2 separate regions of the Mus musculus genome follow, and region 1 is linked to region 2. The links are chromatin contacts, found by Hi-C or POLR2A ChIA-PET in ENCODE. All regions are on one chromosome and are shown on one strand. The core of a region is the stretch at or near the end of the contact, and the rest is flanking DNA. Distances in the headings are between cores, read along the strand shown. Region 1 has its middle 15 kb from the start of Gm33447. Region 2 holds the start of Lncenc1 (long non-coding RNA, embryonic stem cells expressed 1).

Region 1 (7,444 bases), core at 1,746-4,245, 44 kb before region 2:
TTACATATCGAAAAACAAACAAACCGCCCCGGAGGTGTTACTATTGCTGTACATGTGAGTGAACAGGAAAGTAATGGGTTAGATAGAAACCAAAGGCAAACAAGAGTGATGCCAGCTATAGTTTGAAGAAGATTTGACCTCCAGCTTTTAGAGACAGTCTCTGGGATGCAGGTGAAGAAAAGCAGCCTGGGTTGGACTGAGAAGATTTATCTGGGATTTAGCAATGCCTGGTTCTCTGGTCTTCAGCATCTGACATCCTCTCTTGGCTTGTCTTCTTCTAATGTAAAATATCCACAGACCTGCTTTCTGGAGCTATTCCATAATGGTGGAATAGGGTACAGCCTTATTTCTGGACACACTGTAGCAGAGATTTTGCTCCAAATATTGTTTAACTGAGCCAGGAAGAAAAACAACGGGGCTAAGACTGGCTTGTCTTGACCTTTGTCATGAATTCCCGGTGTTTATGGCCCTGGGTACCTAGGACCCATGTAAAAGTAGAACTTACAAAAGCCTAAGAACCAGGTCTCCAACTATTTTCTCTTCCCCTCCCCAACAGCATAATTTAAAATATTGAGTGAACAGAACTTACAGTAATGTTTAATTTTATGATTTCAGAATATTTCTAAATTTTTATTATTATTCTTGTGTATATTAGTGTGTGTGTGCACTTGCTTGTGTACTTGTGTGCCTATGTTCAGGTGTTCTTAGCAGACTGTGCACGTAGAGGTCAGGGGATGAGTTTCAGGACTCAGTTCTCACATTCCACTGTGGGATCGGGGCATTGAACTCAGGTCGCCAGGTTTGAGCAGCAAGCCCTTTTTACTGGCTGAACCGCTTCATTGGTCCTCACTTCAAATCGTTTCAAACTCCTTTCAGCTAAATTTGCAGAACAGCACCAACCAAATGATCGGCTTCCTGAAGCCAGGAGTCATAAACGGTAACATGAAGTATGGGCAAAATCATGATAGTGCTAACATGGCCTTGATTTCCCGTTTGGGGTTTGGTAAATTGCATGCTTTACCTTGCGTTAGAGTTAATTTCTATATGTATCGTAATGTTTTCCTGAGTTTGCTGAAAAGATATGTAACAGTGCAGACTTTTTCCACTATGAGAAAAAAAATTGTTTTCCAGCTGCCTTGCATTTCTAGAAATGGAATCGAGCGTAACCACTGGCACCAAATAGTTAGCAGTCTGGCCCCGGGCAGACGGCAGAAGGTGTCTGAACTGCTCCCAGATTGCCGTGGCCAAAGGGCAGATACTAGAATGTGATATTTCTGTGCTCAGAGTAATTGGGCTTGTGGGGAATGCCAACATGGACAGTGCTCAGTGTCAGTCCCCATCCAGAATTCCCACGAACACCCCAATTCCCGCACCTTACCCTGGATTGCTGAGGTGGGGTGGTGTCCTTTTCCAAGAGCAGCCACAGCTTGCTTATCTGCTGTGTGGATAGCCCACTTCACAGCTCATTCACAGCAAACTTAAGGCCAAGCTGGGAGCTTTCCCTTCAGCCCTGTAGCCGCCCACCTCCATACGGCCAGGGAATGCTGAATCTTCAGTGCCAGCAAGCCAGCGTTTATGGAATGCCTGACATGCGGCTGACTTTTTATTAGGTCAAGTTTTCATACAAACCTGATGCTATGAGTGGCATCTTCTTATCTTCCAGATTAGGGAGCCAAGACAGTTGTCTTGGGCACACCCATCAGTCTGCAGTAAGATGCCATCCAGGCTAACCATAGCATTTGATAGTTTGAGTCTTAGAAACTTTCCTAGGCTGAGATGAAGCTGAAATGATTTTTTTTTCCAGGTTAGGTTGGCAAGTGTTAGGCTAGGCTCTTTTCATATTAGACAAGCTAACCATCATGTAATATTTGAAAGGAAGAGAACTAATTCTAATTCAGTTTAACATGTAATTCACAATTTTTATTTGTTTTTTTTCCCATCCATGGAATCCTGCCACCCTGACAATGCTTTTACAACTCTCCTTGTAGCACCTGACTCTCAATTTCATGCCCTTTAAAAATAATCTTAACATTTATATTAAAGACACTTACATTATTCACTTAAGTAGACCACAGCTTCTACGATAAATGTCTATGCATTTCTTTTTCTAAGTTATTATCTTAACTTTAAAATCCACCTTTAGTAAATATGCAGAATAATGGATATCTTTATATTAGTTTCACACTGGTGTATCAGCTGCATTTTGTTTATTCAATAAATTTCAAGATGGAAAACAGAAAAAGAAATAATTTGGGGGCTGGTGAGATGGCTCAGCGGGTAAGAGCACCCGACTGCTCTTCCGAAGGTCCGGAGTTCAAATCCCAGCAACCACATGGTGGCTCACAACCACCCGTAATGAGATCTGGCTTCCTCTTCTGGACTGTCGGAAGACAGCTACAGTGTACTTACATATAATAAATAAATAAATAAATTTTAAAAAAAAAAGATGTTTGGGTTTTTTTAAAAAAAAAAAAAAAAGAAAGAAATAATTTGGAACAAAGTTGGGTAAAGCATCTTTACTGCTAGGTGCTATTCTTATAGGATCGATTATAATGTAGCTAAGTAAATATTTGTACCTATTGCAAATATATATATTTCAGAATACTTTGCCAAAGGAAAGCAATTTCTGTGTATATTACAGAAGGCCCCTTTGTTACTATCTCTATTTAAATCCTATGATGTCATTCCTTGTCCTGCTGTGCATCATCGTTTCCATAGTAACAAGGCAGCAGTGGGAGGGGACAGCCATTGGCTTTTAGGATGGCGGGAATGCATGGAAAGTTCCACCTTCCCTAGCAATGTGCAGATTACTTCAGCGTGTGATAAACAACGCAGAAAGTGACACTGTTCCAGGAAGCAGCTTGTTTGGCTTTCGGAATGTGTCTACTTTCCTGACAGCTTTTCTTCATCTTGTGCTGTCTTTCTTGCCTGCCCTCCTCCCCCAAGACCAAAATAAAATCATTAAAAAACAAAACTCCTGCCTGACGTTCCATGTGACTCAGTGACAGCTGTAGGAGTTTGTGCTGCCAGAGATAGTCCTGGGCAGAGCGCTTGCACAGGCTTAACTGCAAAGTGAATTCGACGCTAGATCTAGTCAATGAGAGCTGTCGGGATGTGACTGAGGAGGGAGGCGTCTCTTTGGAATTGAAAGTCACCTCTCTCTCTCTCTCTCTCTCTCTCTCTCTCTCTCTCTCTCTGTGTGTGTGTGTTCACTTAGGCATTGTTAGAATATTGTAACATACTTAGATACTTGATGTTTTCCATAGATGATCTTAACTCTGAGAAATATGCCATCCTTTCTGGGACACCAAGAAAAGGTTTTCAGATATGCACTCCTACCTTTATGTATTTTCAAAATCAAGTTCTTTAAAAATTTTTATGATTTTATGTTATATGTATGGGCATTTTGCCTACTTCTGTATCTGTGCACCATGTGTGTGCCTAGTGCCTGCAGTAGCCGGAACAGCATTTTCTCTGGACCTGGACCTGCAGTAGGTGTGAGACCCCACATAGCTGCTGGGAATCCAAACCCGGGCCTCTGGAAAAGCACAGTGCTCTTTACTAATGAGTCGTCTCTACGGCCCTGAGCTAGTCATTAATTAAAAACCACTTTTTGTTAATCACTTAAGTATCTTGTACAATATATTGATCATGTTCACCCTCTTCCTCCCAGGTCATCTTCTCTACCCAGATAGCTCCATGTCCTGGTTTTGTTTTTAAAGAGGTATTCTTTTTGAGGTAGTCATTAGAATTAAAAGAACACTGTGGGTATATATATATATGTATATATATATATATATATATGTATATACATATATATATATGTGTGTGTGTATGTGTGTGTGTGTATTTTTTTTGAAAAGAGGAGAGCTGTGTTAAGTATTCATTCTTTGCACACTATGCACATAGTTAGCAATTGGAATAAATGCAAGTGCAGAAACTGTGTTCCTGTAAACCTGAGGAAATATCTGCCTCCCCTCACTTTGAGGCCACATGTGATTGCTCTTCCTAGCCAACCATTGATATTGTCATGGGCATTGTTCTTAGACATTTACCCTCTATGTTCAACTTTGTTGGTCAATGTCAGTAGATCACAGATCAACATTTCAACAGTGATGTGCACCTTCTATGCAGTATGCTGACTACTGAGACAAGAGCTTGGGGTGGGGGGAAGCAGGAGACTCTACAGTTTATCATGCAGCCCTCCCCTAAGCTATGTTAGTACCCTCCTTCCATGGAGGATCTTCAGGCCACCTTCCTCAGGTATCACACCCTGACGTGGGAATTCTTTTCATAAGGTCCGGAGCATCACTTCAGCGGTTCTCCTGCTTCTGATGTATTTACTAAAGCTCAGTGACCCACAGATCTCAAGTTTTCCAGACTCCTCCATAAGAGCAGCCCAGGTAAAAGTTCAGAGCCCCCAGATTCATTTCTGGAGGCAAGATATGACAACTTGAATTTTCAATAGGTTCTTCCATTAATACTGTTATTCCTAATAATCACTGCCTTTTAAATTCATTTATTTATTTATTTATTTATTTATTTATTTATTTATTTAAGATCCTGTCTTACTACATCATCCTTGCTGGTTTGAAATTCATCATGTAGGCAGCTTCAGAGGTTTAGTCACTTATCATCCTACAAGGAGGCATGGCAGCAGGCAGGCAGACATGGTGCTGGAGACAGAGCTGAGAGTTCTACATCTTGATTAGAAGGTAGGCCAGGAAAAGCTGAACTCACAGAGATCTACCTGCCTCTGCCTTCCAAATGCTGGGGATTAAATGTGTACACCCCCCTCCCCCCAACCCATGCTCACTGCCTTTTGAGAAGCCTACCCTAGGGGTCACTGAGGTGCTCAGTGGACAAGGGTTCTGGCCATCAAGGCTGGTGACCTGAGTTCTAACTCAAGAACTCACATGGTGGAGAGAGAAAACTGACTCCAGCAAGTTGTCTTTTTACTTTCAGACATCCATACAAATGCACACATACATTAACACACTCACACACACACACACACACACACACACACACACACACACACACACACATATATAAACACATACATAAAAGAAGCCTAGCATAGAATAAGGTTGAGAGTGTTGCTGTCCCTGGTACTGGGGAAGCCTTCAGGCCCACTCTGTACTCAGGGAGTTAACACCTGTTCATTCATTTCTTTTTCTTAATGGACTACCTCTCTAGCACCTACATCTTGTCCTCCTAGTCAGACCTCAATAGACCAGGTAAATTATTCCTTTTAATCCTCCCCCTTAAAGTCTTGAAGAAACAGTCTCATTTGTGCAACACTGTTTCAGAATGGGTTTGTGTGGGCGTACAGGAGGTGTAGGGAAACTGTAGCGTGTTGTGCTTTGTTCTCAAGAGCTATGTTGGATAGGGTAGCCTTGACTACACGATCTTGGGTCCTCCAGGCATAGGGAGGGAAGCAAGAGTACAGTAGCGGAGTTCTTGTGTATAAACATTTCCATTTAGTGAGCTGAATGTTTACTGTGGCACACCCTCAGGACAGCATGGTTATCTTGCTGATAGCTTAGTTCAATCCACACACATCTCGGCTGTTCATTCTTGAGAATAAACCAGATTGTGCTTAAAGTGTCTGTTGCGGTTTAAATGTGAGTGCCTCCCATGGGCTCATATGTTTGAGCACTCGGTTCTTAGTTGGTGGAACTCTTTGGAAAGATTAAGCAGTAGCTTTGTTGGAGGTGCTGCGTCGCTTGGGGTGGGCTTTGAGGTCTCAAAAGACTTACCCTGTTCCCAGTGTGCTCTCTGCCTCCTGTTATAAGTTTGAGATGTGAGATCTCAGCTGTTCCCGCCCCCATACCATCCCTGTACCACCACAGATTCAAACCCTCTAAAATCATAAGCCAATTAAATACCTTCTTTTACAGGCTGCTTATCAAAGCAGTAGAAAAGTCACGGATACAATGATTGGCCCCGAAGCTTTGATGGATATTTGGAGAAACATGCATGCAATGCTTAAAAAAAGTCTACCAACAATCCTCAAGGGGATCATTTTGAGCTGGCCTAAAAGAGTCTGGTTCCGACTTAAGGAACTGATATGCTGGCTGTAAGGTCGGGGATTACAAGGGCACATACTCTACTTGCTATTGACAGGGCGTTCAAATGAGACCTGTCTCAGAGTCACAGGGCATGGATATTGTTAACAGTTTCATTGGTTGAGGATGTAGAGAAGTGACAAGAATTTGAAATCCAGATAAGAGGTGGTAGTTACCTTTGTTTTTCTCAAGGACAGGACTGGCCCTGGACTAGTCCTAGTGTAGGGTGGCCCTGAGGACCCCCTGCCCTTGCTGAGGTATGAACATTGAAAAGTCAGGCCTTCACCCTTTGAGTTCCTCATCATCTAATACTGGCACTGAAACTGTTCTGGGGAACTGTGTCTCACAGATGCTCAATAGCCTTCATCTCCCGTGGGCCAGTTCTCGGCTGGACCAGGGTATCCTTAGCAACGATTATACCAGTGTAGAAAAGGGAGGCCAAGGGGAAGTGTTCCTGAGAGAGAGTCAGCCAGCCAAGCCCGTGTATTAAGACCTGGTTAGGATGGGGGAAGGGTCCTAGGAGGGATCTGGGCTTTGCTAGATCTACAAAGGCATACAGAAAATTCCAGAAGGAAAAATAAGTACAACCAAAGGATACTTATTAATCCTATCATTGGCAAGTTATTGACTGAATTCTTTCCTTTCAAAACCCCTCAGGATGTCAAGGTGGCTGCTAACCATAAATTACAGATGAGACTCAAAGGTACTGCCTTCTGTGTGGGACTACGGGTTCCGGCTGGCTGTCTCCACTCTATCTGCTCTTTCACACTCATGAGTAATGAGCAGAGAGGAGTCCTGAATTACCTGCCTACTTTATGATTTTTGTCCAGGGTTCGGGTGGGAAGTGAAGTGGGGAAATAATCAGAGAAGGCAAAGACATAGCAGACAGGCCTTTTTGTGCAGGCTGGCTTCCGATAAGTGGGGGTCTCTAAGCAAAGGTGTTTTGTTAAGCTGAACTGCATAATGGGTCTGGAATATGGGTAAAGCAAGGCCTCCCTGCTCACTTCTAACCGATGAAGCTGAAACCAGATCTGCAGAGGTGAAAGGTGCAGGCATTAGCCCAGTGATAATGGATTTCCAGATGGCTGGTCCAGCTCTGTTTCTGCCTTGGGATGGTGATACTGACCAATCACTGCTTTCAGTCAGTAGTTCCTGAGATACCGTGCAGGTAGATGTTACAGGCAGAATATCACCATCACTCGGGGTCTTTTTTATAAAAGCCACCCACTGCAAAATAGCTCACTTGTGAGTCTCAGATGGAAATGCTCTGTGAAATCTGAAGTTGAAAGTATTCCACACGATCCCTTTGTGGGGGTGGATAACACACACAGTGAAGGGTGGGGGTGTGAAAGGAGGTGTGTGGGGGAGGGTGG
Region 2 (6,761 bases), core at 4-2,503:
GGGCTACACAGAGAAACCCTGTCTCGAAAAACAAACAAACAAACAAACAAACAAACAAGCAAAAGTTATTTCATGAAACGAGCCAAATTAAGCCAGATTAGAGTATATCTAAAGGCAGGTTATTGGAAAACCTTTCCTGGGTTAGTGAGTTCACCGATCCCAAGGATAGAGGCCAGGAAAGTCACCGTGGGGAGGGAGACAGAAGGGAGGGAGATATGCCAGCGGAATGTGTAGAGGATATGTAGAGGGTAGGTAGAGACCCAGGTTGAGACTGAAGGATGCTGGGAGAACCTGAAGGCCAGATCCACTTTGGTATGTTAAATATGCACCTCAACGCTTTGTCCACGGTCTGAAAACCAACACAGAGTAATGCTTAGTTTTGTATTTATCTTTATCCATTGAACACTATTCATATTAACATCCATTTCCAATCTAGTCTTTCTGATATCCTTAAAATTCTTCCTTACCTGACTGCCCTCTCTGGATGATGTAACTCTTTACCCATCTGCCATCTCTGCTGCGGGTTTCCTTTTTCAGCTCTCTCCTCTAGCCGCTGGGGCATTGACTTCCCAGGCTGGGTCCTAATTGCACTGCAGGACACCATCTTTCGGCCTAAATGAACATTTACATCCCATCTTCCAAACGTCTTTGCCCTGTTTTGGCTCTGACTGAATACCCCAGGCTGCCCCGCATGCCCCTGTGGACACTCGGGTTACCCGGCTTAGGCTCTTTAATATCAGTCTACAGGGTTACAGATAGATACCTGCTCCTCCCTGAAACTCCTAGAAGTCAGTGTGACTCAGCACATTTTTAAGGGTCTTCCTGGGACTGTACAAAAACTCTGTGTGTGGGGGGGGGGGCTAAGCTAGGAGAAAAATGACAAATAATAATCAAATCTGACCAACAAAATAGACAAACATGGTCCCGGGGGATGGAGAGGAAGGTTGTGGCATCAGCCCCTAGGCTCACTTACCTGTGAAGTGTCTGCAGGAGTGAGGAGGGAGCCATGGTAAGAGGGGGGCAGTTTTCTACATATATCCTGTGATTTCTGCTCTAGATATCTCGATTAAGAAATAAATGAATAAATTGGGGACTCGGCCAATGGCTCAGTGAGAGGGAACTGATGAGAGAGGCTTCTGGCAGACCAGGTGACTTCAGGAGGAAAAAAAAAATTAATTCAATTTCATCGAGTGCATTTCCTCTGGACCCAGGAATCACAGGAAATGCAATGTCTTTGAAAGGATGGAGTAGATTTCATTTTCTAGCGATCACTTTCCTTCTGCTGGTGACACACTGTTACTTCAAAGGCCTGGACCGGGGCGTGTTTCCTGTAAGGGTGAGCAGATTTGAATGACCGCTCAGGATGGACCTGCTCTGTAAGCACCCACCCCATGGGGCAGGCAATCTTGGGAATTACTGCTTTCCCGGCCCCTGCCTGCTGGGCTCGGGGCCTGGTGAGGTGATGGGGGTGGGGTAGGGGATTTCACAGTTCCCTAGCTCAATTAGGAGACAAAGCAGGATTGTTCTTAGCTTTGTTTTACGGAATTTCAATTGGGGGGGGGGTGTAAAAAAGATTCCCCGAGGACGCAAAACCCTAAATTGTTCTTGCTTTATCTTCTTGTTAAAATGTGTTGTGCATTCCTGGGCTGGAAGGCAGAGGAAATAAAGCTTCGCCGCTACCCCACGCGCCCTTCCCTATCTAGCCCTGTCAGGTCCCAAGTATTTGAGGGAGTTCTAATTACAGAGGAAACAGACTCCCTATCTGGTCTGGACTCTTGTCAGTGGAGAGTGCTCTTAAACGTTCCACATGGATTCAGGGAAATACGATTTGGAGAAGTGCTGATTTTTATTGGGCATGACTAACTCAAGCTGCATCTTTGTATTTTTTTTTCACTCCCTTTTAAGAATAATCGCTTCAAAATGATTAATGATGCCTGAAGCCACCGTCCTCACTTCCTGCGGTGAAACGCGGAACTTTTTGTGCATGTCTGGGTTTGTACAAGGGTGGGCTCCCAACTCACTGAGACAGTTTCCCATCCTGTCCAGACAGTTGGGTTATTGTTCAGGAAAGCTGAGTCTCTGGGGGGTGGGGTGGGGGCTGCAGAGAGGGGACCCTGTTCTGTCCCCCTCAGGGAGAAAAGAAAGGCTTCGCTCCAGTTACAGGAGAGTGAAATTGGTTAACCTCTCAAGGTGCCAGGACAAGCTTGTTGCTGGATTAGTTGGGTCCTAATTCTCTCTTCTCTCTCACTCCTTCTTCCCCGCCCCCTTCCCTCTCTCCCGTGTGCGCGCGCACGCGCGTGTGAATTAAGAACAAAACCTTGGTGTCTTTGAAAACCAGTAGAAACAAAAGGTCACCACCCTGCTGGGATGCAGCCATCTCTAGGTCCAGGCAGAGCTCCCCTGCCCCCCGGAACTCCCCAGGGGAGCATCCTGCCTTCTTCCTAGGATCGTCCTGGGAAAGCTGTTGCCTGGTCGTAGCCCGGAGACCGCAAGGATTCTAGCTCTAGCCGAGTCCCGCCCTCCCATCTCTGCCGGCCTAGGAGATATCTGCGGCAGCTGCAGGGGCCATTTTTTATAAATCGTATTTAGTAAAGACTGTGAGTGATTTTTGTAGATGACAGGAAAGTACTAGAATACTGGTGACTGGTTCCCCTGGTGGATTCTGAGAGGCTAGTTTGTCATGTAAATGTTTGCAACCTTCTGTCCAACTCCTCCATTCTGTCTTTGCATTTCAGTTCTGAGGAAGGCCGACTGGTGAAGTATGTACTAAAAGATTTCCTTTGTGAAGCTCAGTGCAAGCAATAACAATCTCTTCTGCCCATAAGGTATGGAGCGCCTGAGCTTTGGAGGACTGGCCACGTTAGGACTAGCTAGCTTAAAAGAGACAAGAAGGCTAACAAAATTCTCTCCACTAAAGGCGCATGCCAGGCAGTGAGCAGGGCACAAGCTTCTCTCCTGAGCAGATTCATCACAGGAGATGTCGGTGTCCAAGGGATTCATCACGTTAGAGCTTGTGAGCCCCGACTGAGAACAACATCTGCAAAAAAAAAATATGGAAACATGAAGTATTCCTTTAGGGTTACCTTCTATTGAAAAGTCAGGGAGCACACACCTGCAGTCCCAGCACTTGGGAGGCAGTGGGGGGAGGGGCTGCTGGGAGGGGAGCTGATCTCTAGTTTAAGGCATGTCTGGGATAGATAGTGAATATCAAACAAATAAGGAGTCAAGTGTGAGACCAAAATGAACTCCCCCCTCCCCCAGATTCAATAGCCTATCTGTTTTTTCCTGAGCAGTGCTATTCTGGTTGTATAAATCAAATTCTCGGTTTGCAGAACGATTCTGGCATCAAGTGCATTAGAAATAGTGATTTTAGGCAGGGTTCCCAGGGGGTTAGAGCTGGGAGCACTGGTCTTTATGTTAATAGGGAGAGCACCTGCTTGAGCAATCTGGGAACACTGGTTTTCTTCCCACGGTGCCTTCTCCATGTGAATTAATCTGTTAGCTGGTATGTGTGTCAGTTTATTTAGGAACATGTGTGCTGACAATTGGCTCCTGACTGTAAAATAAGGTCTTGGGGGAGATCATGATTAATTGCCTGCCTTACTGTGTGTGTATGTATATGTGCCTTTGATGACAGGCATTATCAGTGCGCATGTGTCTATAAAACTAAAGACAAACTAATGGCAAGCAATTATTAAGACATCGGAAGTGTGAATGAACAGGAAAACTTGGAGTTATCTGGACTTCCATTCTCTTCATGGACCTCGGAGCCAGGGAGATCTTACTTCTGAAATGCAGCATTTTCAGATATAGAACAGGCAGAAAAGTGTTCTTGGAGCTCTTGGAATTATAGGGACACACATTTTATTTAAAAGAAACAGGGCTGCTTAGTACAGTGGCATGTGCTTGCCTGCCAGCCTTCTGTTGGCTAAGGCAAGTTCAAGGCTGGCTTGAGTGCTCTAAGGAGAGCTTACCTCAAAACACAAAACAAAGACGCCAACCAAACCAAACCAAACCAACCAACCAACCCACCAACTAATAAACAACTGCAACAGCAACAACAACAAAACAAACAAAAACCCACAGCAAACAAACAACAAAACAAATACAAACAAAATAAACAAACAGTGCTAGATCTCAAACAGAAGATCTTTACAACAATTATTTGTTTTTCTGCTCTGTTCCAGCCTTCTAAAGCTGTGAATGGTGGTCAGCTCTGTATTCAATGTCTTAACAAGGCAGAGTCCTATTGGTCTCTTATTAAAGCCCAGAACAACAGACAACTGGATAATACAGTTCCCCACAAAACAAAATGTGAGCAATTTACAGTCATTTTTATCAGTGAGATATTGAAACAAACAGCACAAAAGGTAGCATTGCTTCCTTATAAAATGAACACAGTTTTATGAAGACCAAAACCTATTCCCAGAGAAATGGAGCTTTAAGCTGAAGAACTGGACAACAGTGGGGGTTTTGTTTGTTTTGGTTTTGGTTTTGGTTTTCTAAGACAGGGTTTCTCTGTGTGGCCCTCTGTGGAGATGGATGAAGATAGAAATTTTACTTCACAAGGATGAGGAATTTTTTTATTGGTTGGTTAGTAATTTGGGTGTTTTCTTTGGACACAGGCTTTCGCTGTGCAGTCCTGGCTGTCCTGGAACTTTCTCTGTAGACCAGGCTGGCCTGGAACTCAGAGATGTGCCTGCCTCTGCCTCCAGAATGCTGGGATTAAAGGTGTGCGCCACACCCAGCTAAGGCATGCTGAAGACTACAATTCTGGCATTAGCATTCTCTTTGGAATATTACTGTAGCATCGGAATCCAGAGTGAATCTAAGGGGAGGGTGCAGAGGTGACCAGCTGAGAGACAGCTTCCCCAGCATATGACAATTTCCCCAGCATATGACAACTGTCTGAGTGCTGGATGTCCTGCACACATCTGCTCATTTGTCTTGTTTTAGACACTGGCCTTGGGAGGTTGCTGGAAGCGCGGTGTGGCTCCTGCAGTGGGCATCTGGGGGAGAGGCCTGAGCTTTTATCTTACTAAAGCCAACTGCCTGGGAATGGAGAACACTGAGGAGATGGAAAGGGTGAGCAAAAAGCTGGAAGAGGCAGAGAAGTCATCTCAATAAAACCAGAGATGGCAGCAGGCAGCACGGAGGGCTGCAATGGCGGAACTATCAGCGGCTGCTGCACGGGAGGCTACGTGGGCTGGAAACAAGCCAGCTCTGCTGTGGCTAGATTGGGGCCAGGGTTAGGTGGGCAGCCAGGCCACGAGAAGGTTGGTGAGAAAGTGAAGCGGGTGGCGACTGCGCACAGTTCAGAAGGCAGCAGAGTGGCGGGCTGTTTTTCTTTCTTTCCCAGAAGGAGGACTTGAAGATTCTCTCAATCACTCAGCAAATATTTATTGGTGTCTACTAAGAGCTAAATGCAGAGGAGTTGGAGATAAAAGGAGCTCCCGGTGCTCCGAAAGAGCTCTCCGTCCCGGAGCTTGCAAAGGGAGAGGAGAGGTGAACAGCGAGCCTAATACCGTGTGTGTCAAGAGCCCCGTGGGAGGGGAGGCCACAGCTCTTGTCACACAAGAGGGAGAGTATTGAGGCTTCCTGGAGGGCTAATTAGGCATTCACCAGGCAAATCGCGAAGGGAGAACAAGGGGCTCAGAGGGACGGAGCTGGAAAGCTCAGTTGCAGAATAGTGTTGAGGCAGGAGGCAGCAGTGGGTCAGCAGGCTCAGGGGAAACCTCCAGTATGGCTCATAGGGAGTTTCTGAACCACAGAGTGGGTAGCCGAGGGCGGCAAAGAGCAGCAGAGGCTTGACCAAGACTGGAAAATGAGGTTCCGAGGGAGGGAGAAAGGTTGGCCTTGGCTTTCCTGGCAGGGTGGGGGCTGAGGCCATCTGCCAGCACACCCGAGGATTGCCATATTGTCATTATTTGAGATTCACAAAGACTTTCAGCAGCCCTGTAACCGACTCTCACTGACACCCCAGCCCTACATCTGTTGATCTGCTTTTAAATGTGGTGCGATCTTCCCTCCCCGGTATCTGCAGCGATGTAAGTGCCAGGCGTGACAGGCCTGGACAGGAGCCAAGGAGTATTGATTACATACTGTCTGTCCTCTAGTCGAAACTTGTTTATGTTCCAGAGTCAAACATCACCCAACAGGAAGGATTCTTTGTGGGAGTTTTCCAGGAAACAAAATCAGAAGTTGGTTTTGCATTCATTCATGTGTATTTAAAAGGGAGTCTCTGGCCTCTTTTTAAACTTCAAAGAGAAGAGTCATATAGGAGATGCCACGTAACATCTTCTGACACAAAGAACTCTGATCTGAACTCCGGAGGCCACTGTACCTTGGGGTAAAGGACCTTCTAGGTTCCAACTAGGGTGGTGAACCCCAGAGAAGAACCTAGACTTTTGACATATGAATGTTTTAGGTTTAAATTTTGTGTAGATATGCATGTGAGTGTGGTATATATGTGTTAGATATTGACTTCTGAGTGTGCTTATGTGTGTACGCGCAGAGGCCTGAGGAAGATGTTGGATGGATGCTCAGTCCTGTTGATCTCCCTTGAGGTCTCTCATGGAACCTTGAGACAGACTTGCATCCTGCAAGTCTCTTTCATCCCTCTGTCTCCACACCCCTCAGCACTGAGGTTACCGTGGTGTGGGGTCAAGCTCAGCTTTTTGTTAGGGTGCGGGCATCCTACCCAGGTCCCTCACACTTGTGACGCTGCCACTCCTACCCACTGAGCTATCTCCCTCATCACA

Evidence for each region. A loop is a pair of places that touch in the nucleus more often than their neighbours do. ChIA-PET counts read pairs that join two places held with the same protein, here RNA polymerase II (POLR2A).
Region 1: a map of left cerebral cortex shows a loop between it and region 2 (2.0-fold over the local background). The contact joins the enhancer-like site here to the promoter of Lncenc1 in region 2. A Hi-C loop is called at or near these places in 2 of 37 maps with a recorded cell type or tissue (both left cerebral cortex). POLR2A ChIA-PET finds 5 or more read pairs at or near these places in 4 of 5 experiments (Patski and embryonic stem cell).

Annotation. Positions count from the first base shown.
Region 1 is chr13:97,387,795-97,395,238 of GRCm38, forward strand. No RefSeq gene overlaps it. Among named protein-coding and RNA genes, the nearest start is that of Gm33447, 15 kb to the left of the region's middle. Within about 2 kb of position 2,996, at least 2 of the 3 ENCODE cell types and tissues checked have a DNase peak (open chromatin) inside an H3K27ac peak, as active enhancers do; they include left cerebral cortex, where a contact is called at or near this core.
Region 2 is chr13:97,433,717-97,440,477 of GRCm38, forward strand. Lncenc1 (long non-coding RNA, embryonic stem cells expressed 1) reads left to right here and starts at 1,254. Exons shown (of 2, transcript NR_110432.1): 1 at 1,254-1,376.